Regions from separate parts of the Homo sapiens genome. Here all the other regions are linked to region 1. Evidence: chromatin loops called from intact Hi-C (ENCODE). Cell type or tissue: Calu3. All regions are shown on one strand. Region 1 overlaps PIK3CB (phosphatidylinositol-4,5-bisphosphate 3-kinase catalytic subunit beta). Region 2 overlaps ESYT3 (extended synaptotagmin 3). Region 3 overlaps LOC124909439.

What was found. Peaks named below come from ENCODE experiments on the same cell type or tissue, not always from the same donor. Only the 100,000 strongest peaks of a DNase experiment are listed, where the experiment ranks them.
Region 2: it touches region 1 in a loop (4-fold over the local background); 9 of 110 quality-filtered maps call a loop at or near these places.
Region 3: a loop joins it to region 1, with 7 times the contacts of the local background. A loop is called at or near these places in 10 of 110 quality-filtered maps.

Annotation. Positions count from the first base shown.
Region 1 is chr3:138,695,465-138,703,464 of GRCh38, forward strand. It overlaps PIK3CB (phosphatidylinositol-4,5-bisphosphate 3-kinase catalytic subunit beta), which reads right to left. Exons shown (of 24, transcript NM_006219.3): 13 at 3,443-3,631. Among named protein-coding and RNA genes, the nearest start is that of FAIM, 91 kb to the left of the region's middle. In Calu3, no CTCF peak of the experiment used is centred here; a DNase peak (open chromatin) is centred at 3,897.
Region 2 is chr3:138,474,572-138,482,571 of GRCh38, forward strand. ESYT3 (extended synaptotagmin 3) reads left to right here. Exons shown (of 23, transcript NM_031913.5): 21 at 1,652-1,757; 22 at 1,872-1,921; 23 at 2,247-5,354. The coding sequence ends at 2,283. Among named protein-coding and RNA genes, the nearest start is that of ESYT3, 44 kb to the left of the region's middle. In Calu3, CTCF peaks have their summits at 4,962 (motif pointing right) and 5,167; a DNase peak (open chromatin) is centred at 4,950.
Region 3 is chr3:139,324,735-139,332,734 of GRCh38, forward strand. All of the region lies in intron 1 of LOC124909439, which reads right to left. Among named protein-coding and RNA genes, the nearest start is that of MRPS22, 15 kb to the right of the region's middle. In Calu3, CTCF peaks have their summits at 4,784 (motif pointing left) and 4,990; a DNase peak (open chromatin) is centred at 4,777.

The DNA of each region.
Region 1 (8,000 bases):
AATAAAAACCGTTTATATTTTATTATTTAATTCTACAAGTTATTCAATCTATAATTATGGCAAGCCCTCCCCCAAAAGTCAACAATATCTAAATGAGTATCTACCAGCTAAGTTAAAAGGCATTTTCTCATATCAAGCAAAAGTAAATAAAAGTTAACTAATTTTTTAAAAATTAGCTTAATTTTTTCAGTTGTTTTACATTTGAAAAATATTTTTGCGAAAACAATACTTTTGAATGATTTTTTAAAATTTAATTACTCTATTATTAGCATATATTTATATAAATTGTTAACTTTTTTCTGAGACAGTTTCACTCTTGTTGCCCAGGATGGAGTACAATAGTGCAATCTTGGCTCACTACAACCTCTCCTTCCTGGATTCAAGCCTCCTCCCAGATTCTCCTGCCTCAGCCTCCCGAGTAGCTGGGATTACAGGTGCCTGCCACTATGCCCAGCTAATTTTTTGTATTTTTTTTTTTTTTTTTTTTTTTGAGATGGGGTTTCACCATGTTGGCCAGGCTGGTCTTGAACTCCTGACGTCAGGTGATCCACCCACCTTGGCCCCAAAGTTCTGGGATTACAGGCATGAGCCACTGCACTCAGCATAAATTGTTAACTTATATATGTAATTTGACACATTAGAATTCACCTACGTGAATAAATTACATAGTTACTTAGCAAATACAGTGGAATGCCTAGTAATTTTTAAATTTTAACCTTTTTTTTTTTTTTTGTAAGAGATAGGGTCTCATTCTGTTGTCCAGCCTGGAGTGCAGTGGCACTATCGTACCTCACTGCAGCCTTGAACTCCTGGGTACAAGCAATCCTCCCAACTCAGCCTCCTGAGTAGCTAGGACTACAGGAACACGCCACCATGCCCAGCTAATTTTATTTCATTTATTTATTCTTGTAGAGATAGGGTCTCGCTATGTTGCTGGTCTCAAATTCCTAGACTCAAGTGATCCTCCTGCCTCTGCTTCCCAAAGTGCTGGGATTACAGGCTTGAGCCACCATACCCAGCCTAAATTTTAACTTTAAACTTAAGTTTTACTTAGCTATTCTTAACCCTATATTGAATAAGGCTAGCTCTTTTTTTATGTATAAAGCACAGATACAAATACGTACATGAAAAGATGTACCATGTATCTACGGAATCAAAATCTCATGGGTTATTGGGGGGAAAAGGGTCTATAAAAGCTCCTAAAGGTATAGTGATGAAAACAGGTTGAGAAATACTGATATAAAGACATAAAGCACCAACCTCATCCCCAATTTTTCTCACTAATAGATCCCCCCTCCCTGCTTTGCCAAAGGCCCTAATGGACCAGCAGTCTTCTTTATGAGCAGAAGAGTTGGGAAGAGACCATTTCCTGGGTTTTGAAATAGCAGTAATAAAAAAAACTCCTCATATCTCCAGTTAATACTTGGAATACACTGCCCATAAATAACACTGAAAAGGAGAGATAAGATTATGTAATACTAGAGGTTCAACAATGTTGTGGTTAAAAACAACTCTACCATTGGAAAGTAATGACTTTGGTAAGATTATTTATAATTATTAAAAATTAAATCATGTAAGTGTAAAATTAAATAAATTGCCAAAACTCACCAAACCTCTCTATAAGACAGCTTTTAAGAGTACAGCAAGAAATTCTTTCCATTGTGATTCTAATGAAATAATATGATGCATTTCTTAGATATGTACTCAGCACTAGACACTATCCAAAAGAAACAGGCAAATGTGTCAACTAAAAAAATGCTTAGATCTTGTTTTCCATTACTGAAGGTTCATGGAAAACGAATCCTGAATTTAGATAATACATCAGTGGCTAGAAGACAATAACTATTCTACAGCAATTAAAATAAAATAGTTCCTTTTCAGTCTAATTTGGTCTAAGGTGGAAACAAGTTTAATCGAGGTACACACAATAATATAATTATATAACATGTCTCCAAAGATTTATTTATTTATTTATTTATTTATTTATTTGAGACAGGGTCTCCCTCTGTCACCCAGGCTAGAATACAATGGCACAATCTTGGCTCACTGCAACCTCAGCCTCCCGGGCTCGAATGATCCTCCTGTCCCAACCTCCCGAGTAGCTGGAACAGGCGTGCACCACCATGTCTGGTTAATTTTTGTATTTGTTGTAGAGACAAGGTTTTGCCATGTTGCCCAGGCTGGTCTTAAATTGCTGAGCTGGTCTCAACCTCCTGATCTGCCCACCTCAGCCTCCCAAAGTGCTGGGATTACAGACATGAGCCACAGACCCCAGCCATTTTATTTTTTTGAGACAAGGTCTCACTCTATTGCCCAGGGTAGAGTGCAATGGCATTTGGTTCACTGCAGCCTCAACCTCCCAGATTCCAACAATTCTCCCATTTCAGCCACTCAAGTAGCTAGGACTACAGGCACATGCCAGCATGTCCAGCTAATGTTTGTATTTTTTGTAGAGATGGGGTTTCACCATGTTGCCCAGGCTGGTCTGGAACTCCTGAGCTCAAGCGATCCACCTGCCTTGGCCTCCCAAAGTGCTGGGATTAGAGGTGTGTGCTACCATGCCTGGCTCCAAAGATCTTTAGACACTAAAAGTAAACACAAAAGAAATCCTTTCTACTCTTAAATTGAGAAGTGAAACAATAAATCCAAAGATTTTTAAAATGCATATAATTAAGATAAATCTGTATTTCTTCACTAAATTTTTAGTCACTATAGATTTACTAAGACTACATACTAGAGAGATTCATTGAACTGAAATAAGTAACATGAAAAAATTTGGTTATTTTAGTAGACCAAATTTATTTGTTCTGATTAAAAAACCCATTTCAAAGGTCTTTCTATTGAGCACTGGTGGGTTGTTTGAATTGAATAAATGCCAGTGCTTTTTGGCAGGGTCTTGAAAATTAAATCAGGGAACTAAAATTTGGTGGGTTTCTGAAGCAAAATGGTCTTTTTTCTATTCTGTCAAAACGCATACATTCAGCAATACTGGACAACTGAAATGAATGTTAAAATTGACCTGAATGATATATTATCTAAAATATTATTCTCTGTAATAGATGTAATTTTCAAACAATGGACATTCATTCTAGAACAGTCATTGCAAAGAGTCTAAAAGATTTAAAACTCTGGAGTTCACTGATGAAGCTGGTAGAAGGTACCCACGTCTTAGAAAGTGGTACTTTTGATAGATAATTGTCCCAAGATCAATGTTTCAATTGTATTTGGTGAAAGGTATGGCAATCCTACCCAAAATCTGAGATTTTTAAATTCTGGAAATGTTCTGGTCCATTACTTGGAGTATAAGAGTTTAAAACCTCAAAATTTCTCCTGCTTAAATTATCCTATCTATGAAAATATACCTATGAGAAAAGGATACTTTATGTGAATCCAACCAAGTACCATACACCCAAAAAAAGTTATAGAAACGATCTTTTGTTACCTGAGCAACATCCTCAAGTTTATTCCACTTGATTGACAGCAGTAATTTTGGCAGTGATTGTGGGAAAATCTCTCGGCAGTCTTGTCGCAAAGTCCAAATAAGATCCATTTCATTTTCACACAGTTGAGACAAGGGATCCCTGTCCAAGATTTCTTTCAATACAGGAAGAAACTTTTTTCCACCTCGACTCTAAAAAAGTAAAATGCTCATTATAGAATTTAATTGTGCAAACACCACAGCGAACTTTCAGTAAATTTATATATATTTATATATAATAAATGAACCTAAGTATGTGAGATACAAAAATATAATTCCATAAAAAAAAAAAAAAGGTAGATCCTTTAATAATTTCTAAGCTAAGGATGAAGAGATTCTTAAAACAGTTTCTAAAAATCTAAAAATGTAAACTGTGCAAACACTGGGTGGCAGTATTGCTTTTTGGATAAAAATCCAAGTCAGGCCAGGCAAGGTGGCTCACGCCTGTAATCCCAACACTTTGGGAGGCCAATGTGGGTGGGTGGACTGCCTGAGGTCAGGAGTTTGAGACTAGCCTGGGCAACGTGGTGAAAACCCGTCTTTACAAAAAATACAAAATACAAAAAAAAAAGGATAATGAGGTGGAGACTAAGAAGACAGTTATAAGACTAGAAGACTGATTACAAACAGGGGATTGAGCAAATAAGTAAATACACCAAAGTTAACAGAAATCCAGATTTCTCATCATTAGAAAAGGGAATTACAAATATGAAAAGACAAAGACTAGAAAATATACAGTGGGAATGGATCCATATTAGAGGTATTGATGAGAACTCATGGTCTTTAATAGATGGATAAATAAATATATCTCTGTGTATGTTTATTTTCCCAAACATATGGAGGTAAACAAATATATACTGTCTAGCTCTGTTTCACAAAAGGGCCTGGAAGCAACTGCACCCCTGCATTCTCCAAGGAGCACTTACTTACTTTATACCCAGGGGCAATGAGCATATCCAGGGCCTAGATCTTACACAGGCCAGGTATGGTGGCTCACGCCTGTAATCCCAGCACTTTGTGAGGCTAAGGCAGGAAGACTGCTTGAGCCCCGGAGTTCAAGAACAGCCTGGGCAACAAAGTGAGACCCCTAATTCTACTAAAAAAAATAGAAATTAAAAAAAAATTTTTAAATAGCTAGGTATAGTGGCATGTGCTTGCAGTTCTAGCTACTCAGGAGGCTGAGGTGGGAGGATCACTTGAGCTCAGGAGGTTGAGGCTGCAGTGAGCCATGATCGTGTCACTGCACTCCAGTCTGGGCAACAAAGCGAGACACTGTCAATCCATTCCATCCGTTTGTTTATCCGTCCGTCCATCCATCCATCCATCCATCCCTACATACTTTTCACAAATAAAAGGAATAAACTGAATATAAAAAATGAAACTCTCCGGAGAAATGCCTGATTCCAAGGCTGGGGTAGGGAAAGTACTAGATGAGTGTGGAATACGCTGTTGTATCGGAAAGAAAGAAATGCTCAAAGAATGATAGGGACAAAGCAAAAAGAGACAAGAGACAGCTTAAATGGGCTCCCATGAGCCAGATCTGGGATAAATTAAACATTAAGATAAATGACAGTAACTAATTACAAATCATCGAATAAATGGAAATCACAAATCCATCTCCTATAAGTTAAAAAAAAGAAGAAAGAAAAAAGAGATGAATGGGGGAGAAGAGGAGTTCAAGGCTGCAGTGAGCTATGACTGTACCATTGCACTCCAGCCCGGGCAACAGAGCAAGACCCTGACTCTAAAAAGATAGATAGATAGATAGATAGATAGATAGATAGATAGATAGATAGATAGATAGAGATAGAGTAGAAGAAAAGCCTCTAACCTATGTTATAAGCCAACTAATAAATCCAAAACGAAAAGCAAGATTTAAAATTGGCAACCCACTGCAGTAACACTGATTCAAGGAAGATGTATTAGTGAATGCAAAAAGAAGTGGGTGACAGCTTGATCTGAAATAGAATGTTTACTTAGTGTCAAAATACGCCCCCACAAAACCTTTATTTATTAACTTTATACTAGAAAAACCTAGCAGACACCGTACTAACCAAGGGATAACAGTTAACTTCCAGAGTAGTGGTAAAAGCCGATATTGCCTCCTGATAAAATGCAGTAAGAAAACTACACCTTTACTTCTTTGATATTCACACTAAAAATGCATAACTGGGATCCTAAACATGACAAAACATCAGGCAAATCCAAACTGAGGGATATTCTATAAAATAATTGGCCTATAGTCTTCAGAAATGTCAGTCATTAAAGATTAAAAAAAAAAAAACAAAAAACAAACAAACAAAAAAACACTGAAGAACTGTTTCGGACTGAAGGAAGCTAAATATACCTGACAATGAAATGCAGCAAGTAACCAGAGATTGGATCCAAGACTTATAAAGCACATGACTGAGAAAACTGGCTAAATTTGAATAAAATCTGTAGATTATATAGAACTGAATCAGTATTATTTTCCTGACCTTCATGAATCTACTCAGGTTATGTATAAAAATGCCATTTTTTAAAGGAAATACTGAAGAATTAAGGGGTAAAAGGACATGATGTGGCCGGGCGTGGTGGCTGACGCCTGTAATCCCAGCACTTTGGGAGGCCGAGACGGGCAGATCACGGGGTCAAGAGATCGAGACCATCCTGGCCAACATGGTGAAACCCCATCTCTACTAAAATACAAAAAATTAGCTGGGCATGGTGGCGCATGCCTGTAGTCCCAGCTACTTGGGAGGCTGAGGCAGGGGAATCGCTTGAACCCGGGGTGGCAGAGACTGCAGTGAGCTGAGATCATGCCACTGCACTCCAGCCTGACAACAGAGTGAGACTCTGTCTCAAAAAAAAAAAAAAAAAGAAAAAGAAAAATCTAATAGATACTAGTAATTAATGCTATGGAATGTTAGAAAGGTATTTTTTAAAAAGTAGACCTATTCATACTCACATGACAATATCCACAAAGTATATTAAATGAAAAAAGTAGAAACTATATATATATATAGTTTTATATATGTATATATAGATCTCATTTATTTTAAAGGGGGAGATATTTACATATAAAGTTAGGATTGATAGCTACAAATTAAACTGTTTACAATTAGCTCTGGAGAGGAAGGTAGGTGGGAGTCACAGAGAGAAACTTTCATTTTTGGTTTACAATTTTTTTTTTTTTTTTTAAAGATACAGGGTCTTACTCTGTCATAACAGCCTCAACTTCCCAGGCTCAAGCTATCCTCCCACCTCAGCCTCCCAAGTAGCTGGGACTACAGGTCCATGCCACCACGCCCAGTTAATACTTTTTTTTTTTTTTGTAGAGATGGGGTCTCTCTGTATGGCCCAGGCTGCTCTCAAATTCCTGGGTTCAAGCAATCCTCCTACCTTGGCCTCTCAAAGTGCTGCGATTATAGGGGTGAGCCATCACACCCATCCTTACCATTTATTAATTGTACTTTGTGCCTAATAAAAAACAAACAAATTGTAAAGGTATATCAGACCTGGGCAAGATTACTGCATGCTCAGTGTGTAGCAAACTCTCTGATTTAGGTCAGGTACAAGTTTATGGTGGAAATAGTAAAAACTAATTCATTTATCTGAGGTTCAAGGAGCAATATTGTCTTATAAAGGGTAATGAGACAGGCACTTGAACCAAGACCTGCCTGTGTAACTATATCTCCTAAGCTTAAACTGTAATTATCTGTTTCAGTAATTGCCTAATAAGCTGATAAATTAACACCTGTAAGAAATTTGTTTTGTATCATTAAAGGTAACTGCTCTTGCAGTTGTCTCTTTTTAAAGTTTTTCTTTTATTTTTTAAATTTATACACAAACACACATTTTTTTACACTAGTCTCTGAGATTGCTTCCACTTTTATTTTACTGTTTTACTTTTTCAATAAACTCTTACTTCTTAGAGATTCCAGGCCATTCTCAAGTCTACATCCTCAGCAAGAAAAAGCAGTCAAACACAAGGATCCTATCACACCAGCCTCATCAATTGATCATGCAAATTTTTTTCAGGCCATATATATAATTTAAGCTATTAAAATTTGCACAATGTTTACAAATTAAATTATTATCTGAAACTGTCTCCAGAAACCTGAATAACACAAAACTTTGGGAAAAAAGACAGAGAGAGGAAGAATTTGGCTATTATGGTCCCAAACTGGCCCAGAGCCTTTCGTAAACTGTAAAGACTAGGAGTCTGGCACTACTGCTCTCTTTCCTAAGGTCAAGCATTCAAATTCAAAAGACAAAATTTAAGCCAAAAACACTAATAAGAAAGCAGTAGCAGATGACTCACACTGAGAAACTAGGGAAAGATTCTGAGAGCTCTAATGGCAAAGGAGAAGACAGCCTAGGCCAGACATTTCACCAACTGGCCAAAATTAAATAGTGCTTTGATTCTGTGAGAATGGGAAAAACATACACATTGTCTCCAGTTTGCCTCCTAGTCTCTATAACACTGCCATGCTACAGGTAGAATGACTTTGCTAAATAGACTTAAAAGTTGTAAACTGAT
Region 2 (8,000 bases), 220 kb before region 1:
AAAGTGTTCCTGAATATGGAATGTTCCCTACTCTTTCTGTTTAAATGAAGTCTCTCTGGTAGTAAAAAGATTTGAATGTTCAAATATTTTTTTGATCTGTTTTAATTCCAGCAGTTAAACATTCCTTGAGCCTGAGGACCTAAAGTTTCCTCTAAAGCTTGAAGCTCTTTGGCCTGTCTTCCCTCCTGCAACAAAACATAGGTGATGGGTAGAGGAGATACCCTCCCCTTCTCCACAAAGGCTTGTCCACCTATGTCCTTGGGGACAAGGGTGACTCTAATCACATTAATTGCTTTTGATGGGCCAGTGGTGGCAAGTCTCATCCCAAATATTTTTATTCTTAGAAGTCTGAATCTCATCAGCGTGTACCTTCTGCTTCAGGGTTCTAAAAAGACATTTCTAGCCAGCTTAGGAAAATATTACATCTCATAATTTTCCTGGCCAATAACTTTTTTAAAAAGGGTTACACTGAGTCCTCTTTGGGCCATATCTAAGAACTATTATGTTCCTTCAAGAGCTACACTTTGAGTTCATCAGTATCAAGAAAAGGGTATGAGGAAGAGAGACTATTCATTCAACATTTACTGAATGCTTTATGCCAGGCAGCATCCTATACTCTAGAGCCACACAAGTAAGAGATTTTGCCTTCAAAGGGAGCTCTGACATAATTATAAAAAGATGTCAAAATTGTGGTGTGGTAGCTACTACGTGGCTAAGGGATTAAAAAAAATTATGTGGGAATATATGAGGGAAGAGGTTTAACATTTGACTTTGACTTTTGTGACAAACCTAAATCTGTTACTAATTCTCAAAAGTATGACAGCAAGATAAGCCTGGACTATCTGGAAGGCAGAGTTGGCAGCCTCCACCCTAAAAATAAACCTAAAAGTAAGAGGTTTCCTCTGCCTTACTCCATAGGAGGTGGCCACTGTTTTCCATGCAACTGTAGCAAACCTAACTGCTCAGTGTTCTAGCCCTTAGCTGGTAAGAAAAAAACTGAGAAGGGGGTTGAGGTGGTCCTGTGAATAGGTACTGTTCAGGGTGAGGAGGGCCAGCTAAAAGAGTGGTAGCCAGGGGCAGGTGTGGTGGCTCACGCCTGTAATCCCAGCACTTTGGGAGGCTGCGGCAGGCAGATTATCTGAGGTCGGGAGTTTGAGACCAGCCTGACCAACATGGTGAAACCCTGTCTCTACTAAAAACACAAAAAATTAGCCAGGTGTGGTGGTGCATGCCTGTAATCCCAGCTACTCGGGAGGCTGAGGCAGAATTGATTGAACCCAGGAGGCAGAGGTTGCGGTGAGCCAAGATCGCGCCATTGCACTCCAGCCTGGGCGACAGAGCGAAACTCCGTCTCAAAAAGAAGAGTGGTAGCAAAGGTAGAATTGGAGAAAGATAGATGCAAACTAAGCCACAGCAGTCTGAGGCACTTCTAGGCAAACAGCCTCTTAATACTTCTGGATTTTGTGAACAACACTGGACAGTGATTATTTGTAATAATGATACATCGTGAGTAGTTATGAGCCAGTCCTGCTCTAGGTGCTCCTAATAGTCTGTACCTTTCTGTTTTAGTAGGGAAATGGATGAAGCACTTTAGATTTTCAAGAAAACTGAATGAAATGCATAATTCTCACTTCCTTTTTGCTTCCTAAAGATTTGAATTTTTTGTTCCCATGGAAGAAGTAAAGAAGAGGTCACTAGATGTTGCAGTGAAAAATAGTAGGCCACTTGGCTCACACAGAAGAAAGGAGTTAGGAAAAGTAAGTACAAGAGATATTTGATATACCAAGGAGATTATGATCAATTCGCCTTATCCCAATTTCTTTCCTTAATGCAGTGTTTTGGAGGGGAACTAATTATTTGTGATTATTTAGGTACTGATTGACTTATCAAAAGAAGATCTGATTAAGGGCTTTTCACAATGGTAAGTGTGCCCTTTCATTTTATCACTGTTATCCTGCTATTCAAGACAGTTTTCCCTTTTCAGTACTGTTTCAGCTCCTTTGGTTATCAAGAAGGGAGGGAGATGAACACCTTTATTTAAGGCTTTACTGCCTGCAGATCTCACTGATACCCTAAAAGACACCTGTAAACTCTAGCCTTAACCCTGAACCCTGGCTGGCCAACTTACAGAGAGACAGGTTCTGCTGGTCTTACAGAGGCCCAGGCAGGCAGGACTAGGCAGTTTGTCCTGTTACCACAACACACTGTCATTACTAACGTTAAGTCCAAACGTAACTGTCTTACAGGTATGAGCTGACTCCAAATGGACAGCCCAGAAGCTGATGATGAGAATTCTTATCACTCACCTTTATATTAAAATGTATATATATGTATATATTTTTTCCTTTGGATCACTTACATCCAATATATGTATATTTTGTCATTTAAATCAGAACAACCACTTGAAATTATATACATACAATTCTTGTGTGGAATTTAACTCCATGACTGAATAGCATAAGGAAGAGGTTATTTAAAAGCAAGAACTACTTTTTTTGGTTGGATTTTTTTGTTCAAGTCCAGAAAGAAATGTTATATTTGTGCCTACTAAATTATCCAAACCTCAGTGTTTATATACTTAAACAAGTGCCACTTTTTAGTAGGTAATTATATACCATCTGATTTAGGACTTACCTGAATGTATGTACCAGAAAGTGTCCTGCCTCTGGCATAGGGGCTGGGGGAGGTCTGTTTCTGGAGCCACTACCAGCATTCCTGGGCAGTGACTGGCCAAAGGGAAGTCACTTTTTTATGGAAATAGAAAGTGACCCAACTCAAAACTGCCAAGAGCTAACACTGCCAAAGCCCTTCTGGCTGCCACCTGTGGTACTTGTATGCCTGGATATTTGTTCTTTTATTTGACCTGGAGCTAAAAATGTATTTCCCTACTGGCAAAAATGTTATACTGATATACTTAAATACCTTGAGTTAAATACTCTTGTGTAGTCTAAGGGCCAAACTCCAGCGTGTAGCATTATTTCCATAGGAAAATGCAAACCAAGTTCCAAGCCCAGGTCTATGTCTGACTCTCATAGCAAAGCACTGGAGACTGCTGAAGAGTGTCACCATCAGAGAAAAGGAAGCTTTCAGATAAGTTTAGGCTATTCAACTTTTCTAAAGAGATGGTTGGTTCACCTAAATAACATGTTAAAAGCAAAGTATTAAATTATATGCTTAAACAAGCGCCTCTTTTACATTTCAGACTTTACAAGACCAAATATACTTCTCATCCCCTCCAACATTCCTGGACCTCCTCTTCTCTCTTACCAACACCAACACTACCTGCCGTCAGTTTTCTGTCTCTGCCTCTGCCTTCACTGCCACTTTTCTGAAGCAGGGCAACATTCGAGAACAAAGTTTTGTCATGTTACTCTTATTCCAGTTTCCTGCCATCTGATTCACATGCAGATGTTCTATTCCAGAGTAGTCCAAATACTATGCTCTGCTGACTCAAGTCATGTCTCAAACCTATTTCCTCTATTAAGTAAGTCAGTCAATCCATAGTGAAATGGACTCTTCCTACCGCCTGTAGCATTTACTGTTGATACTGAGTATTTTCCATTTTAATAGTTCCCAGCCTTTATAACACTAAGTTTTAAGAAATGTTGATTAGGCATCTGCTAAGGTTACATGCTAAGCAGCTACTTATATTGTATTTGGTATTTAATTTTGTTTATTCTCCAGTTGAACAGTAGGGAACAATTCAAGCTACTTGAATTGTTTTTCACCCTCACCATCCAAGACCGTGTTAAGTACATAGAAGATGCATGGTGAAATTCGTTTCTGCTGAGGTTTCTATTTTAAATGGCAAATTCTCATAATAAAATGGAGCATTGATGCCTACCCTGTCTACCTTATGATGGCATTCTAATTGCCCCCTAAATAGACAAGTGCCTTGAAAATGGAGAAGCACCAGAGAAATAAGGGAATGTATCATATGTACATCGAAACATTAGCAACCCTAAAACAGCTAATCAAAATGGCAGATAAGTGAAAACCTACCCCTCTTCTTCCAAACTTAAACCACAAACATTTATTTTAAACGTGGTCAATTGAACCGTTTTTACCTGTGTCAGGCAACACAGGTAAATACCTGGTGATGGTCTGAAGAGGAGTTAAAATGTTGAAGGGAACCAGAATTTTAGTACACAGCAGACAGGAGGCAAGGTTATATAGGCGCTGTGTGAGGGGCAGGGAGCCTGAAAAGTTGTTAATACCTTGGCTGCCACTGAGGACAAGAATTGGTTTTCAGCAGTGGGTGGAAACAATCAGCTAATATGCAGGAGCATAGGGTCTGAAGTTAACATCATCTTGGTACAGAAACCCCCAAACCTAAGACGGAATGTGAATATTGGTTTAGAACCTGGAAGCCTGTGAAGCCTTGATGGAGGCAACCATAAAATTGGCCCCACAGGGTTGCCACTCCCATCCAGGGCACATATGCGACAACTGCAGCAGATGGCTGTCACTAAAGGGAAACTCACGGGCAAAAATAAATTATGAAACAAAACAAAAACAGACTTTAAAAAAAATACAAAGTACACAGGAATATCAAACTGAAAAATAGCCATAGATAATATTTCAGCCAGAAGGAAAATGTACCAGTAAGGCAGAAATAGCATGTGAGAAGCAGTGGAAAGCAAAGAAATCCATAAAATACATTGGCAAACCTAAGCAAGTTTTGATGATGATTGTTCACAAGATATAAACAAATAACCAAAGATTTTTGCAAGGGTTCAGAAACATAGTAGAACTAAAATGTTAGTACTAACAACTAAGAAGGGGCAGCTAGGCTGATTAAGAAAGTAAGTATTCAAGACCATATCTTATTTAGGAAGCTAAAGATACTCATCTTAAAAATATAACTGTGTCAGTCACTAATTCATTACCTCTCAGCTTCAAATTGACGTCTGTCTCCTTTGCTGCTTTCCCGGCAGGCTGATGTTTGGCTTTGCCAATAGGGGGCGATGGAAGGACACTCTATAGCAGGAAGAAGGGGCTTTTCTTCTGATGTTTTCCATGGCTGCTAGCTAATTGGCATACAGAGCTGTTCTCAATCAATCACCTAAGTACCCCCACAGTTTACCCTTGGCTCATGGCCTTCATGTTTTATCAGCAGGCAACACCTTTTGGCAAGTTTCTTAGCCACAAGTGGGTTGCATGGTCCTATGGCTGCCAGCGGAAATCTAAATCTCAGCCTGGTAGGGAGGCACTTAGTTTCTAACTTCCTTTCTTGTTCACTCTCCCTTACCCCTGGGGGTAAGGATCTGCATCCTGAAGTTGATATTCTGTATCCCCTAGAGTCCACTTCTACCCCGTTTAGTAGTAAATACAAGAATTGCTAACTAGTAAAAGGTGGTTAAGTTTTTCATGTTTGGTTACCTGTGCAATGTGGTTTCTGTCTCCTAAGTATGTATTCAAAATTGCAAGATAACTATGAAAATAGAGTAATAGCAGAAAGCCAATAAAGTTGATATATACAACTTCCAAATTAGCAGTGAAGAAGAAAAGGTTATAAAGAAAAATCAACCCTGCAAAACGTAGGAGGGGAAAGCAAAGACATAGTAGACAATACAAAAGATGGTCAAGATACGTCTAAATATATTTGTAATTACAATAAACAACACTATTAAAATCTAGAATGTCAAAAGTAAAAAGCAGTTATATGCTGTTTATAAGAGGTTCACATGAAACAGAAATGTTGAAAGTAAAAAGATTAAAAGATCCATCCAAGAATCATTTAGATTTCTGTTTATATTAATGGCAGCAAACAATATATTAAGAAACAGATGCTCCCTATTGCCACTTCTGTTCAACAATGTATTGCAGCCTGAGTAATAATAGGGCAAAAATAGGTACATCTAACCAAAACTTCTATGTGCAGATGATATGATCATGAGCATGAAATCCAAGATAATCTAAATTGCTAGAATTAACCAGAAAGTCTTCAGCAAGCTTGCTTGATACAATGTTAAAAAAACTGTAGTTCTGTTCCCTAAGAGAAAATAAGTGCATAAAAATATCAATCTATATGAATACATTCAACAACCCCTATAAGAAAACTAAAACTTTTTAAATAAATGTTAAACCTAAAATGGAGAGCTATGCCACGTTTGAGGTTGGAAAACCCAACAAATGCCATTTCTCTCCAAATTAATTATATGTTTAATGAAAGCCCAATAAATCAACAGGTTGTGTGTGTAACTTGATAAGCAGATTCAATGTACATGGAACTACAAAAGGTAGAAAGCCGCCTACTCAACGCCAAAGTTCATTTTCAAGCTGTAATAACTAAGACAGAATGGTACTAGTGCAGGGAGCCAACTGGGCCAAAAGAACAGAAAAGAGCCCAGAAACAGACCCATTCACATATACTCAATTTATGACAGAGGTAGCACTGTGAACAAAGGGAAAAGATAGACTTTTCAATAAAAGGTGCTGGGACAATTGGATATTCATGTGAGAAAATACGAAATGGTCCTTTACTCATATCACATTAAAAAATCAATCAACTCCAGGTATATTAGACTGTGTAAAGCAAAACTATACAGCTGTAAGATAATATAGGAGAATAATTTCACAACTTGTGACTAAGGCAAGATTTCATAACACGCAAAGAGCACTAACTAAAAGACCACACATCTCTCCGTGAAAATTAGGTACTTCTGTTCATAAAAATAAACTATAGGCTGGTGCGGTGGCACACACTTTTAGTCCCAACTACTTGGAAGGCCGAGGTGGGAGGGACCACTTGAGCCCAGGTGTTCAAAGGCCAGCCTGGGCAACACAGTGAGATCCCATCTTTTTTTTTTTGAGATGGAGTCTCGCTCTGTCACCCAGGCTGGAGTGCAGTGGCATGATCTCAGCTCACTGCAACCTCTGCTTCCTGGGTTCAAGTGATTCTCCTGCCTCAGCCTCCTCAGTAGCTGGGACTACAGGCACATGCCACCATGCCAGGCTAATTTTTTGTATTTTTAGCAGAGACAGGGTTTCACTGTGTTAGCCAAGATGGTCTCGATCTCCTGACCTCGTGATCTGCCCGCCTCGGCCTCGCAAAGTGCTGGGATTACAGGCATGAGCCACCACGCCCGGCCGAGATCCCATCTCTTTAAAAAACAAAAAACAAAAAACAAACAAAAAAAACACTATGGGAGGGCCGGACACGGTGGCTCACACCTGTAATCCCAGCACTTTGGGAGGTCAAGGCAGGCGGATCACGAGGTCAGGAGATGGAGACCATCCTGGCTAACACAGTGAAACTCCACCTCTGCTAAAAATACAAAAAATTAGCAGGGCATGGTGGCACGCGCCTGTAGTCCCAGCTACTCAGGAGGCTGAGGCAGGAGAATCACTTGAACCCGGGAGGCGGAGGTTGCAGTGAGCCGAGATCCTGCCACTGCATGTCTCAAAAAAAAAAAAAAAACAAGAAAACAAAAACAAACACTATGGGAAAATGGAAAGATAGGTCACAGAATGGAAGAAGACATTTGTAACACATATAGCTGTCAAAGTGCTCATGTCCAGAATATATAAGTAACTTTTACAAATTACTAAGTTAATCCAATAGAAAAATGGGCAAAAGACACAGAAGCACTTCAAAAATGACATACAAAAGTCCAATAAACAAAGGAAAAGTTGCTTCATTAGTGATCATCAGGGAAATAAATAATATTAAAACGACAATAATAGCTCTATACATTGGCAAAAAGGATGTGGCAAAGTGGGAGGTTTCATGCATTGCTGTGGGAGGAGTATAAATGGGTACAACCACTTTGGAGAATAGTTTTGCATTTTCTCCTAAAGTTGAAGATAACATTCCCTACCAAAGTCACCACTCTGTACACCTCCAGAAGCTTCATTCATGTTGTTATCTATAGAAATGCTACTGCCTCAAGTTGTACAGTAGTACATGGCCTGTGTGGCTATACACATTTCCCCTTTGTTTCCCCTATGACCCAGTTGTATATATCTCAGTTCTGGATATATACTCTAGAAAACCT
Region 3 (8,000 bases), 630 kb after region 1:
TCCTGGGAGAAGGCTGTGTGTTGGAAGAATGAATGAATGATTTTGAGAGGTGGCCCATGCATGGGTTGGTCTCTCTTTCTGACAAAAGGAAAACTGCAGGCCAGCAGGGCTAAGGGATGGGCCCAGGGCTTTGGGGGAGGCAGGGCAGAGGCTCCTGTTTCTTAACCCCTGTACTTCCCAGCGGGCCACTCGGCCCTGACTGCTCCTTGGGCTTAGAGAACAAAAGCAAAAGACCCCAGAGTCCTCATCCGTCTCATGATTCTCCACCAACCTCCATCCCCAGATATACTTTGTCTTGAAAGCCACTTGGGGCCCCAAAATTGGGGCAGCAGAGAGCCAGCCCCATCTTGGACACTAGCTATGCTTCCCTGAGGGGGCCGGATTTCTGGAAGGCCTTAGTTGGGTTGGAGAGGGAATGGGCTGATGGTGTGAGCTTGTCTATTTCTCTGCTACATTCTGGGACCAATTACACTGATGAATTCTGGTCATCAGAGAGCATATCCAGCAAGGTTTCTGGAAAGGAAGGCAGACAGGCACTGTATTAGTCCATTTTCATGCTGCTGATAAAGACATACCCAAGACTGGGTGATTTATAAGGAAAAAGAGGTTTAATGGAGACTCACAGTTCCACGTGGCTGGGGAGGCCTCATAATTATGGCAGAAGGCAAAAGGCACGTCTTACACGGTGGCAGACGAGACAGAAAATGAGAGCCAAGCTAAAGAGGAAGCCCCTTATAAAACCATCAGATTTCGGGAGACTTATTCTCCACCACAAGAACAGTATGGGGGAAACTGCCCCCATGATTCAATTATCTCCCACAACATGTGAAAATTATGGGAGCTACAATTCAAAATGAGATTTGGGTGGGGACAGAGCCAAACCATGTCAGGCACTGAGGAGGCAGCAGCTGGCCAGACTGGCAGCCTGGAATGGTGATAGCAGTGGAAACAGGTGCAAGGAGGCCACAGTGAGGGAGAGGCTTTCCCTCCCAGGGAACATGGGTGCCTGCCAGCAGGCCGCCTGGCATGATGGGGGCGGGTGAGCAGCTGGCATGGTAGGTAGCCGGTGCACTTGGGGCCACTGTGTGCATGGCCATATTAGGTGCTTTACCAGCAACATCTCATTTTCCTCTCAAGTAACCCTTTTGAGACAGGGCCAACATCATTCCATTGCACAGAGGAGGCCTCAGCTCAGGGATGAGAAGCAGAGCACCCAGTCTGCCATGGAAGCTGGGGACCTTGGGAAGACTGTTAAATGGGCCCCTGGGCCTCCCACTGCACCACACTGTCCCTTGACAGCCACAGTCACAAGTCTAAGCCACATTGACAACAGTGGAGGGGGCTGCTCTGGACTGAATTGTGTCCCCCCGAAACTTGTATGTTGAAGCCCTAACACCCAATGTGGCTGTATCTGGAGATAGAGTCTTTAAGAGGTAATTAAGGTTAAGTGAGGTCATAAGGGAGGGCTGTAATCTTGTAGGATTTTGGCCTTGTACGAAGAGGAACAGAGGGAGATCTCTGTCCCCTCCATGGGCACACATGGAGGAAAGGCCATATGAGGACATAGAGAGAAGGCAGTCTCTACAGGGAGGAAGAGGGCCCGCGCCGGAACCTGACCAACCATGCTGGCACCCTGATCTCAGACTTCCGAGCCTGTGGAACTAGAAGAAAATTAATTACTTTTGTTTAAGCCACCCAGTCTATGGTATTTTGTTAGGGCAGCCTGAGCTGACTAAGACCAGAGAGGAGGCAGAGAGGTCCCCTTCAACCAGTGGACTCCTTGTAGAGTCTCATGAAGGAGTAGGGTTGCCAGATAAAATACAGGATGCCCAGTTCAATTTGAATTTCAGATAAATATTAAATAATATTTTTAATATAAATATGTTCCAAATATTGCATGGGATATACTGGTACTAAATGATTATTTGTTGATTATATGAAGTTCAAATATATCTGGGTGTCCTGTATTTTTATTTGGTAAATCTAGCAACCCGAAGGAGCAGGCCTGTGCTCCTGTGCTTTATCCCTATTTGATTAAGCTGAGCAGCTCCCCCAAGGGTTCTGAGCTGGTGTAGGGCCTGGCTGGCAGTGGGACACAGGCACCCTGGTTCCAAGCCCTGGCCCTTTCCACACAGCTGCCACCTCTGAGAGCTAATTGCTGAACAAAGTTGCAACCTAACATCTGGGGCATGTGTCAAGCCACAACAGAGCCTGTCTTCCCTTTCATCAGGCAGGGCCGGGGGAGCTGCTGGAGCCATCAGAGGGAGGGAAAGCCCTCAACTCAAAGGCCACCTCACCAAGAATTCCAGCTCCCGCCCTCTAGATTCGCTTTTGGCTTTGTTTCTCAGACTCACTTGGCTTTGGGGACTGAGGTTGTACTTGTATGTAGTAAGAATATACTGTTTATTTTTTCCACTGGGGGGAAAATACCACCTCCATTAAACTGTGCATTACGCTTTTCTAAATCTTTTACATCTATCCATTAATTCTCATGGCAACCCTGTGAAATGCCTGTGTGTACTGTTATCCCCATATTGCAGACAGAAAAACTGAAGCACAAAGCACTCCTGACACAGATGGGAGTTGGCTTCTCAGCCTCTTTTCTGGCTCAAGGGTCTTGCCAGGCTACCACGGGGAGGGGAAAAAAATCACATAACATGAAATTGCTCTCAGATCTCAGAACATACATCTTGCCAAGCCGGAATCCAAAAAAACCGAGCCTCCCATTGCCCCAGATTCTGCCTTCTTCCCCTGCCTTTTCCCTGTAGGAAGAAGGATCGTAATGCACGGAAATAAACTTTCCTCCAGAGAGGCAGTCCCCATGAGTATCTTTAGGCCAACTCAACTTCTCCAATTCTTGCCCTTCTACTCCTTCTGTAGGCTTTCTGTTGCTGGGGTTCAGAGTTGATGTTCAAGGGATGTTTCACCCAAAGTTATCAAAAATGATGGGCACTGTGAACATTGGCATTTGGGAAAGATTCTCAGCCACAGGCAGAGAATGGAAAGCAATTTCAGGTGCCTCCTTTACTTCCCAACAGAAGAGCCCACTGGCCAAGACGTCTGGCCCACAACTAAGGCCTCCTGGCCAACAGTTCCAAGGATTGGTGATGAGGTTGCTGTGGAGGGAAAGCCAACCCTGCCACTCTGTGTAGGAGGAGGCCAGGCTGGCTGCAGCATATCTTCCTTCTTGTGTGTGTCTGGCATGTGAGCACAGCACATGGTCCTGTGGTTTTGCGTGGCTTTCCCTGTCCACCACGCATTTCATTTCGTGTGTGTGTGTGTGTGTGTGTGTGCTGGGAGTGGGAGGCCGCTGTGGTTCCATAACCCAGCTTCTCTCTGAGACAGCTCAGACAGGCCTGGGGCTGGGCTTCCTGCCTCGTGGGGAGGTGGGAGGCGAAGCCTGGAGACACTCTTCCTGTGTCAGGGCAGGTGAAGCATGTGTGTGAACAGCACTGAATCAGCTGTCAAGGCAGTCTACTGCGGCCAGCTGGGCCTGTCCTCCAGAGACAGAAAGAACCAGCGGACCTCGACCCTCAAGCCCATTTCAACCATCAGGAGAACTTGGAGGAGGAGCAGTGTTTTGAATCAAGTGTTTCACAATTAAGAGCAGGGTGAAGTGCACAGTGATTACAAGAGCTTCCCGGCTGTGCCCCTCTCCCATTCCCACCGCTGCTGGAGGGACCTGTCCAGGGGCTGCCCCTTCTTAGATGGAGATTGAGAATCCATAAATATTCCCTGATGGCTGCAGAACTGGGTTCAGATTCAGTGTCCAGGCACTGAAGGCCCCCTCAGTCTGGCCCTGTCTTCACCTTCTGGCCACATGGGCCAGATCCCACTCGCTGACACTTCCCAATCACTATGCTTGTGTGAGTCCCACTCGCTCTCACACCCTTAACCCTGACTACCTGGCTCAAGGCCCATGTCTCCCTCCCACCCTGCTGTCATCTTCCTGGCACTTTCTGCCCACACCAGCCACTTTGTACATGTCCCAAGGCTGTCCAAAGGTGTTATCTTTTTGTGATAACCACATCTCACAGGTGGCTAGAGATTTCCAACAGACAAAGCACATCCACAAGACACATCATTTATTTCTCACTGCAACCCTACAAAGTAGGGATTACTGTCCCCACTCTGCAGATGAGCCTCAGAGGAGTTACCGCAGTGACTCTGACTTTAAATTACTGGTTTGTGGAGGCTGAGCTTGCGTTACAGATTTGATGGGCTCCTGACGCAGGCTCTCTCCTCTACCACACCCTGAAATTCATGGCAAAGGCCTGTGGGCACAGGTGGGGTTACCAAGTGCCAGACTAGATGGGAGGGAAATGTGGCCCCCACCTCATGGAAAAGTAAGTCTCCCCAAAGAAATGGTTGTGGAGATTTATCACTAAATTTACAGCATTAGAAAGAGGGGTTTGCATGCCCAGATGTAGCCTTGGGTATTTAGGAACTAGACAGGGTCTTGCAGCAAAGTCACCCTCTCTCCTAGAACGGGTGCTGTTGGCTCCCACAGCCCCCTCTGTCCTGAGAGACCCTATGCCTCTGTGGCAGGAAGGAGAGAGGGTGGAGGGTCTGTCTGCAGTGCCAGTGGAGAAGGTAGCATGAGGCTGCATGAAAAGGAGAATGCATTCTGTCTCTGTGTGAGTCCAAGAGATGCGGAACACGGAGCCGGGCTGCCCCAGCTCCACTGAGGGCGTGGCCCGGAAGGGCAGCCTAAGGTTTAATCGCCAGAGAGGACGCCTTGCTCCAGCGTTTGGCTCCCCACGGCGGTCCCACAGCGCCACCTAGCGGCCCCCCCGCCAGGAGAACACGCGTCCCTCACTACGCGGAGGAGGGCGCTGTCCAGGAATCTGGAGCACCTCTGAACTTGCTAGGTGCTTGCATGCCGCCTCCAGTGCCTGCCGCTTGGCCCACACATGCCTTGTCCACGCTGTCCCTGCTCCTTACCTGCACCCAAGATGACCATCCCCGCCCTTCCTCTCTCAAGTGATTTTGGGGAACAAATGAAAAGGCCGTAATGTAAAATGGTAAAGCGCTCTGCAAAGGTAGTACTGGGTACCACTCACTGAGAATCTTCTCTGCACCCCACGCTGCTAGACATGTCATGAGGATTATCACTAAGCCCCGTGGCAACACTGAAAGGTGGGGATTATCAAGCCCATTTTACAAAAGAGAAATTGAATTTCAGAGAAGTGGAGTAACACATACAAATTCACCCTACTAGTACAAGACAGAGCCGGGATTCACATTAATTTCAAAGCCTGTGGGTCTCTGGCTCCCCTGGGAAGAACCATTGCTATTATCATCACTGTATTCTTAGAGCTGCTGCTGCTGCTGCTGCAGTGGAAGAACACAGCCCCTTCCAACACACAGATATGGGTTCAAGCCACTTGCCACTCAGCAGCTGTTAGGGCTTGGACAGGCCACATACCACCCCACAGCCTCACCTCACACCTCCTTCCCAGAAGTGTCCTGCCCTCTTGCCACACCTCAATTATGTCTTCCTCTAGGGAGGTCTCCCCCACTGAGCACCCAGCTCTCAGGGTGAGGGGGCTTGTTGTCCCCAGATCTGCAGCCCTGCTAGGAGCCCCAAACTATCTGATGCCAGGCTCTCATGCTGTCCCCATCATTACCCACTCCTGTGTCAATATCACCTCCCCTCAGCTGGGCTGGGGCCTCCTCACAGTACACAGGCCCAACATGCGGCAGCACTCTACAGGAACTCTGCAGGGCGGTCTAGAAACATGCCCACACGCTCTTTCACACTTGTCCCTTCAAAAAGTGGAGTCTAATTCATCTCTCCTTGAATACTGGCCAGCTTTAGCAACTAGCTTCTACTGAATAAAGTGAGATGGGAGTGATGCTGTGTGATTTCCAAGACGAGGTTAGAACAGGTGATATGGCTTTGGACTGGCTCTCTATCTCCTGAGATGCCGACTTTTGGAATCCAGCCACCAGGATATGAAGAAGTGCAGGCCACACAGAGAAGCCACGTGTAGGTATTCTGCCTGACAGCCCCCACTGAGATCTCAGCTGACAGCCAACATCAACTGGCACACATGTGACAAATAAGCCTTTGGATGATCACAGGCACAGCCTTTGAGCTACTCCAGCTGGTACAAGAGAGGGCAGAGATGAGCTGTCCCCACCAAGCCCTACCCAAATTTCAGATTCACGAGCAAAATAAATGCTGCCAAGTTTTGGAGAGTTGGTTACAGTGCAGTGGACAACCAGAACATTCTGCTAACTTGCACAATTGTGAGCAGCCACTAAGTACTGAGCACACACAAGGATGAACTGTGGGCTCTGTCCGCCCCCCAGATCATCATCGTTGCTGTTCTCCAGTCCTTAGAAGGGCTGGTTCTTCTCATCTTTGCCTGGAGGCCTGGGCCCTGCTCTGCTAATTCTACTCATCATTATTTATTTATTCATTTATTCGATGGGGTATTTTTTTTTTTTTGAGACGGAGTCTTGCTGTGTCACCCAGGCTGGAGTGCAGTGGCACGATCTTGGCTCACTGCAACCTCCGCCTCCCAGGTTCAAGTGATCCTCCTGCTTCAGCCTCCCGAGTAGGTGGGATTACAGGTGCGTGCCACCATGCCCGGCTAATTTTTGTATTTTTAGTAGAAATGGGGTTTCACCATGTTGGCCAGGCTGGTCTCACGCTCCTGACCTCAGGTGATCTGTCTGCCTTGGCCTCCCAAAGTGCTGGACTGACAGGCATGAGCCACCGCACCTGACCCATTTATTCAATGGCTATTTCTTGAGCTTCTACTATGTGTCAAACACACTGATGTCTACTGAAGATATAGTGCTAAAGGCTCTGCCCTTATGGAGCCTTTAGCCAGGAAGGTAAAATAGATAATAACCAAGTAAACTAACAATTATTTAATTAAACTCTTCATAAGCACTATCAATGCAGGGCTAGGATACTATGACAGCATGTAACAGGGGAACCTGCTTAGTCTTGCTGCTCACGTCTCTGCAGCCCGCCTCATCCTTTAGCTCACTCCAACCACTCATTAGGAAATCCTCTGCCATGGAGACCCTCCATCCTAGACATTCAGTGGCAGTTCCAATTTCCTGGAATGTCATGCTTTTTATAATTGCTTCATGATTTGTATTAGTTTGTGAGTCCTCATCAACTATAGTTTTTAAACCAGAAGAAAAATATCCTTTGAAAATTCTAGGTCTAGAAAATGCATGGCCTGCAATCTTAAATTACTCCTTAATGGTATCATTGAGGTGTTTTTGTCCCGCCAACTTCATTGAGGAGGACTTCCACTTCCAACCAAGATAGAGGAACAGGGACCAGACTTACCTGAAATAAGGAAACGAAACAGGCAAAATATATAAAACTTGTTTTTAAGATACTGGACAGTGGCTTGAAATGAAGGTCAGTGATTCCTGAAAGAGAGGATACAAACAAGAGGATCCCTACTATTTTCACAACTTACTGCCTTGAGGGACTTTCCAGGCGATGGCACAGAGAGGGGAATCCAGGCAGAGCCTAGAAAACTCCCTGCATTCAGGAGATAACACTGAGTGCTCAGGGAGACCAAGGTGGCTAGGGTTTGCTAATCAGAGTACCAAAGAGACAGAGCGCTACACAGACAGGGAACTCAGGATCTGCAAAGGGTCCTCATCAATTACTCAGCAGAGTACTGATCAGAGCATGTGTATGAAGAAACTGCCTGAAAGCTGTGGGTCAGGGAAGGCATCCAGGAGGATTAGGAACAGTGGACAGAACACACACATAGAGTGCTGAAAATAGTGCCTGGTTCCACCAACAAGAATGGAACAACTCCTAAATTATGGGGCATTGGGTAGAATCTTTGTAAAGTCTTGCCTTAGTAATGGGAAATAAATAGCCCTAGATGGAGCTATTTATTTAAATGGCTCAACAAATTGTGAAGGAATATCCAAAAAGAGCAAATGTTTCCAATTTGCTAACTACACTCTGGACAAGAATATCTATAAGAATACCAAAAAATGCAGCACCC